Regions from separate parts of the Homo sapiens genome. Here region 1 is linked to region 2. Evidence: read pairs that join two places in POLR2A ChIA-PET (ENCODE). Cell type or tissue: GM12878. All regions are shown on one strand. Links, peaks and the distances in the headings refer to the core of each region. The heading gives the core; the rest is flanking DNA.

Region 1 (2,910 bases), core at 171-2,670, 120 kb before region 2:
TCATTTTTCTTTTATTTCTGTTTGCTGTTTCTTTGATTACTGCCCAGATAAATTTCCTTATTTCTTCTGGCTTTGTGTTTAATGTGTTGTTACTGCTTTTCCGGTTTCTTTTCTTTTCTTTTTTTTTTTTTTTAATAGGATCTCAGCATGTTGCCCAGGTTGATCTCAAACTGCTGGGCTCAGGTGATCCTCCTGCCTTAGCCTCCCAAAGTGCTGGGATAACAGGCATGAGTTACCACACCTGGCTGCTTTTCTGGTTTCTGTCTTTTTTTTTTTTTTTTTTTTTGAGATGGAGTTTTGCTCTTGTTGCCCAGGCTGGAGTGCATTGGCATGATCTCAGCTCAATGCAACCTCCACCTCCTGGGTTCAAGTGATTCTCCTGCCTCAGCCTCCTGAGTAGCTGAGATTACAGGCACATGCCACTATGCCCGGCTAATTTTTGTATTTTTAGTAGAGACAGGGTTTACCATGTTGGTCAGGCTGGTCTCGAACTCCTGACCTCAGTGATCCACCCGCCTCAGCCTTCCAAAGTGCTGGGATTACAGGTTTCTTAAGGTAGGAGCCATCACTGATTTGAGACCTTTCTTCCTTGGCAATAGAAGAATTTTAATGTTGTGCATTTCCTTTTAAGTATGACTTTAGCCACATCCACTATTTTTTTTTTCTTTTTCGGTGTCCCTTGGATTCAGTAGGAACATCTCACAATTTTTTTTTATGATATATTGTCATTTTCATTTAGGTCACAATATATTTTCCAATTTATCTTGTGATTTTTTTTTTCTTTGCTCTGTGGATTATTTAAAAGTTTGATGTTTAGTTTCTTAATATTTGGGGGATATTCCAGATATCATTTGGTTGTTGATTTCAGGTTTAATTCCCTTGTGGTCATAGAGCATATTTTTAATTAGTTCAGTCCTATTATGAATATTATTACAATTTGTTTTATTGTCCAAAATTAGGTCTGTTTTCATGGAGTTTCCATGTACACTTGAAGAGAATGCATGTGCACTATGTTGTTGGTGGAGTATCCTATAGATGTTAATTAGGTCAAGTCAATGGATAATGTTATTCAAGTCTTCTGTGCCCTTACTGATGTTTTATCTACTTGTTCTAACAATTCCTGAGAGAGGACTATAGAAGTTTCTAACTGTAATTGTATGTTTCTCTTTTTCTTATGAAATGTCCCTTTTTTATCCCTAATGATATTCCTCATTCTGAAATCTAATATTCGTACAGCCTCTCTTGCATTTTTAAAAATAGCATTTGCATAGAGTAGTCATCCTTTAGTATCCTCAGAGGATTGGTTCCAGGACTCCCCACAGATAGCAAAATTCGTGGATTAGTCCCTTATAGTTGGCTGTTCATATCTGTGGGTTTTGCATCCAGAGGCTCAGCCAAACTCAAATCAAAAATACTCTTGGCCCTTCATATCCATGGGTTTCACATCTTTTCACTTTAACCTACCTGTGTCTTTACATTTAAAGTGGATTTCTTGTCTTTTTTTAAAAAATCCAATCTGATAATCCCTGTCTTTTAATTGATGTGTTTAGACCATTTACATTTATTGCAGTTATCAAGATGGTTGAATTTAGGATTTTTTTTTTTTTTTTTGGAGACAGAGTCTTACTCCATCACCCAGGCTGGAGTGCAGTGGTGTGATCTCGGCTCACTGCAACCTCCACCTCCCAGGGTTCAAGCAGTTCTCCTGCCTCAGCCTCCCAAGTAGCTGGGATTACAGGCATCTGCCACTACATCCAGCTAATTTTTGTATTTTTAGTAGAGATAGGGTTTTGTCATGTTGGCCAGGCTGGTCTTGAACTCCTGAGTCAGGTGATTCGCCTGCCTTGGCCTCCCAAATTGCTGGGATTACAGGTGTGAACCACCATGCCTGGCCAGTATCTCACTTTTTGAAGCAAAAAAATGTAATGTATTGTGAGATTTATGTCATATAGAAGTAAAATGTGTAACAGCACAAAGAATGGAGTGGAAAATGTTGTAATGTTCTGACACTATATGTGAAATGGTATACTATTATCTGAAGGTAGACTATGATAAGTTAAAGGCGTTCAGTGTAAACCCTAGAACAACATTTAAGAAATTATTTGAAGGTACACTACTGTAAATCCTAGAGCAACCACAACAAAACCCAAAAAGATAAAGAGCCAATAGTGGAAATAAAATGAAATCATTAAGAAAAACAAAATAACCCAGCACTCTGAGAGGCTGAGTGAGGTGGGAAGATGACTGGAGGATAGGAGTTTGAGATCAACCTGGGCAACATAGCAAAATTCTATCTCTACAAAAATAAATAAATAAATGATGATGAGGCCAGGAGTTTGGGGCCAGCCTGGGCAGCATAGCTAGACCCCATCTCTACTAAAAATAATTTTTTAGAAAGCCAGGTGTGGTGACACACACCTGTAATCCCAGCTGCTGTGGATGCAGAGGCAGGAGGATCACTTGAGCCGAGGAGATCAAGGCTGCAGTGAGCTATGATCATGCCACTGCACTGTAGCCTAGGTGACAGAGCAGGAGCCTGTCTCTTTAAAAAAAAAAAAAAAAAAAAGGCAGGGCACAGTGGCTCATGCCTGTAATCCCAGCACTTTGGGAGGCCGAGGCGGGCTGATCACTTGAGGTCAGGAGTTTGAGACTAGCCTGGCCAACATGGTGAAACCCCGTCTCTACTAAAAATACAAAAATTAGCCACACGTGGTGGTGTGCGCCTGTAATCCCAACTGCTAGGGAGGCTGAGGCAGGATAATCACTTGAACCAGGGAGGCGGAGGTTGCAGTGAGCCAAGATTGTGCCATTGCACTCTAGCCTGGGGAACAAGAGCGAGACTTCTCTCAAAAAAAAAAAAAAAAAAAAAAAAAAGTGAGATATTGCTGGGTGCGTAGGTCTTATACCTGT
Region 2 (2,910 bases), core at 247-2,746:
GGGCTGGCCTGCTCTCAGCTTTCTCTCCAGTCCCTCTGGGTCTCTTCTCAACTAAGTCCTCACTCATCCCCTGCGCCTCCACACAGACCTCTTGAAATCACATGTTCTGAGATCTCCAAGTGGAGATCAGAGTGCACCAATCAGGGAGAAGGATGGATAGAAATTATTGGGGGGAGAAACACATCCAGGGACCGTTTCTGCAGCATCTTCTCCATGCCTGGTGCTGTGCCGGGGAACAGAGGTGGGACATGGAATGGAGAGAGGGAGAGGGAGGAACTGAGGGTGAATTAGCCAGACTCCTTTGGTTCCTGTGAGAAAAGTCTAATCAAACAGATTTAAAAGGAAGGGTGGGCCGGGTGCGTTGGCTCACGCCTGTAATCCCAGCACTCTGGGAGGCTAAGGCGGGTGGATCACTTGAGGTCAGGAGTTTGAGACCAGCCTAGCCAACATGGTGAAAACCCATCTCTACTAAAAATACAAAAATTAGCTGGGTGTGGTGGCGCACGCCTGTAATCCCAGCTACTCGGGAGGCTGAAGCAGGAGAATCGATTGAACTTGGGGGGCGGAGATGGCAGTGAGCCGAGATCGCACCACTGCACTCCAGCCTGGGCAACAGGGTGAGACTCCGTCTCAAAAAAAAAAATAAAAAAACAAACAAATAAATGAATATATAAATAAAAGGAAAGGTGGGGGTATCCGGTGGTTTATGTAACTGAAAAATCAGTGTGGGTTTCAGGCCCGGCTGGATCCTCCAGGATGAAGACACAGGAGGAGTAAGGTTTAGAGGGGAGAGGGGATGAGGAATTCCTGCGGGTCCAGTCTTGGTTCTCAAAAGAAGCTGCCCATGACCTATCTCCCTTTCCTGGCTCTTCTTTCCTCTGTGGAGGCTTCATTCTCAGGCAAGTTCTCTGTCTTCACAGTGGTGAAACGGCCACCAGCAGCTCCAAGCTAACATCTCACCAGTTTAGCCACTCCCGAGGCACAAGAGTGGCTCCTTCTCCAGAGCTCCAGCAAAAGTCTCAGGTTCAATTCTTATTGGCCGGGGTCGGGTCCCGTGCCCACCCCAGAACCAATCAATCATTGCAGTCAAGGAAACGGAATGCCCTGATTGGAGGAGCCTGGTTGCGTGCCCACCCTTCCAGGCTCTCCTGTCGGGACACAGTGTGAACCAAGGTCTTGGGGCCGGAGAGGAATAGAGAAGGTGTCACTGGGACTAGGCTGAAGGGGCCATAAAAGGAGCCCAAGGGAGAGGCTGTGAAAGGGAGAGCAGGGGCGATGGCGAAGGCCTTTGAACACCAGGCTGAGGCGCCCGGATTTCTTCTGCAGGCAGAAGGGAGCCAAGACAGGATGTCTAGCAGGGGAGGGCCTGGAGCAGGCAGGGGTGGGCGTGGGGACCGGAGGCAGGACAGCTGTGAAGAGGCCGCAGGGATGGGAAGGGGGGACGGGGCGGGACCCAAGGCAGAGGCAGTGAGCACGGGTGACAGATGTCGTCACCCCGGCAGGCCTCACGCCTGGGGCGGCCCCTGCTCAGCTTCTGCCCATTGTTGCCGCAGCACGTAACACCTGGCACAGCCAGAGCTTCCGACGTCTCAAGAGAAGTGGGAAGTGAGATTTATGCATGAAAGAAACCGCTTGGTTTTTAGAGATTGGTGACGTATTCAAAAAAAAAGAAAGAAAGAAAGAAAGAAAAACAGACCGGGTGCCATGGTGCACGCCTGTAAACCCAGCACTTTGGGAGGCCAAAGTGAGCGGATCACTTCAGCTCAGGGGTCCAAGACCAGCCTGGCCAACACAGTGAGGCCCTGTATCTAAAAAAAAAAAAAAAAATTACCCAGGTGTGGTGGCGCGTGCCTGTAGTCAGTCCCAGCTACTCAGGAGGCTGAGGTGGGAGGATCACCTGAGCCTGGAAAGTTGAGGCTGCAGTGAGCCACGACTGCACCAGTGCACTCCAGCCTGGAGGACAGAGTGACACCCTGTCTCAAAAATAAATAAAGAACAATAAAAATAAAATAATTAAAAACACAAATGGTTGGCCTGAGATTCAATTCCACATTCAGTTAGTCATTCAACACACAGTGTTTGTTGAGTTCCTATTATGTGCCAAGCACTATTCTAGACACTAAAAATACAGAAGTGAACAAAACAAACCAAGATCCTGCACTCAAGGAACTTAACCCAGATGCCCCTCGACTTGTCTGCGGGTTGCATGGGGGCCTCAGGGTGGGCCCCAGTTCTGAGCACATTCCCTCCCAGGCCTGGAGTCTGCTCATGCCCCTCCCCAAGGCTGCTGCTCCCTGACAGCACACGCCCCATCTGGTCAACTCCTGCCTGTGGCCCATGGCCATACCCTGTGTCCCACCAGCCACCTGGCCGGTCCTCCCAACCCATGCCAGAGCTGCCCCCGCACCTGTCCCAGCTCCTCCAGTGTCTCAGCCTTCCCAAAACCAGCCCTTCTGGGTCCTTAGATGAAAGCCGAGGGAGGACCAGAAGGACTGGGGGATCCAATGAATGTGGGGGCATGATGGGGAGGGTGGCTGTGAGGATGCTGCCTGGGTGTTGAGCCTGGGTGATAGGGTGAGGACAGCACCATTCTCCATGACGAGGACACAGGGGAACAAGTTCTAAAGGGAGATGAAGAGTTCAGGTTGATCCAATTGAATTTCTGTCTGTATAGTGGTTAGTGCTTGGCACGAAATAGATTTCGTAGGCCGGGCACAGTGGCTCATGCCTGTAATCCCAGCACTTTGGGAGGCAGAGGTGGGTGGATCACCTGAGGTCAGGAGTTCAAGACCAGCCTGGCCAACATGGTGAAGCCCCGTCTATACTAAAAATACAAAAATTAGCCAGGCGTGTTGGTGTGCGCCTGTAATCCCAGCTCCTCAGGAGGCTGAGGCAGGAAAATCGCTTGAA

Evidence for each region. ChIA-PET counts read pairs that join two places held together with the same protein. Peaks named below come from ENCODE experiments on the same cell type or tissue, not always from the same donor. Only the 100,000 strongest peaks of a DNase experiment are listed, where the experiment ranks them.
Region 1: POLR2A ChIA-PET joins it to region 2 with 5 read pairs; 4 of 35 experiments call an interaction of 5 or more read pairs at or near these places.

The regions. Positions count from the first base shown.
Region 1 is chr17:4,027,251-4,030,160 of GRCh38, reverse strand. The region is part of intron 42 of ZZEF1 (zinc finger ZZ-type and EF-hand domain containing 1); the gene reads left to right. Among named protein-coding and RNA genes, the nearest start is that of LINC01975, 52 kb to the right of the region's middle. In GM12878, for the core only: no CTCF peak of the experiment used is centred there; no DNase peak of the experiment used is centred there.
Region 2 is chr17:3,910,071-3,912,980 of GRCh38, reverse strand. All of the region lies in intron 1 of P2RX1 (purinergic receptor P2X 1), which reads left to right. Among named protein-coding and RNA genes, the nearest start is that of P2RX1, 4.9 kb to the left of the region's middle. RefSeq lists enhancers at 1,258-1,327, 1,708-1,757. In GM12878, for the core only: no CTCF peak of the experiment used is centred there; a DNase peak (open chromatin) is centred at 1,500; H3K27ac peaks cover 1,704 bases.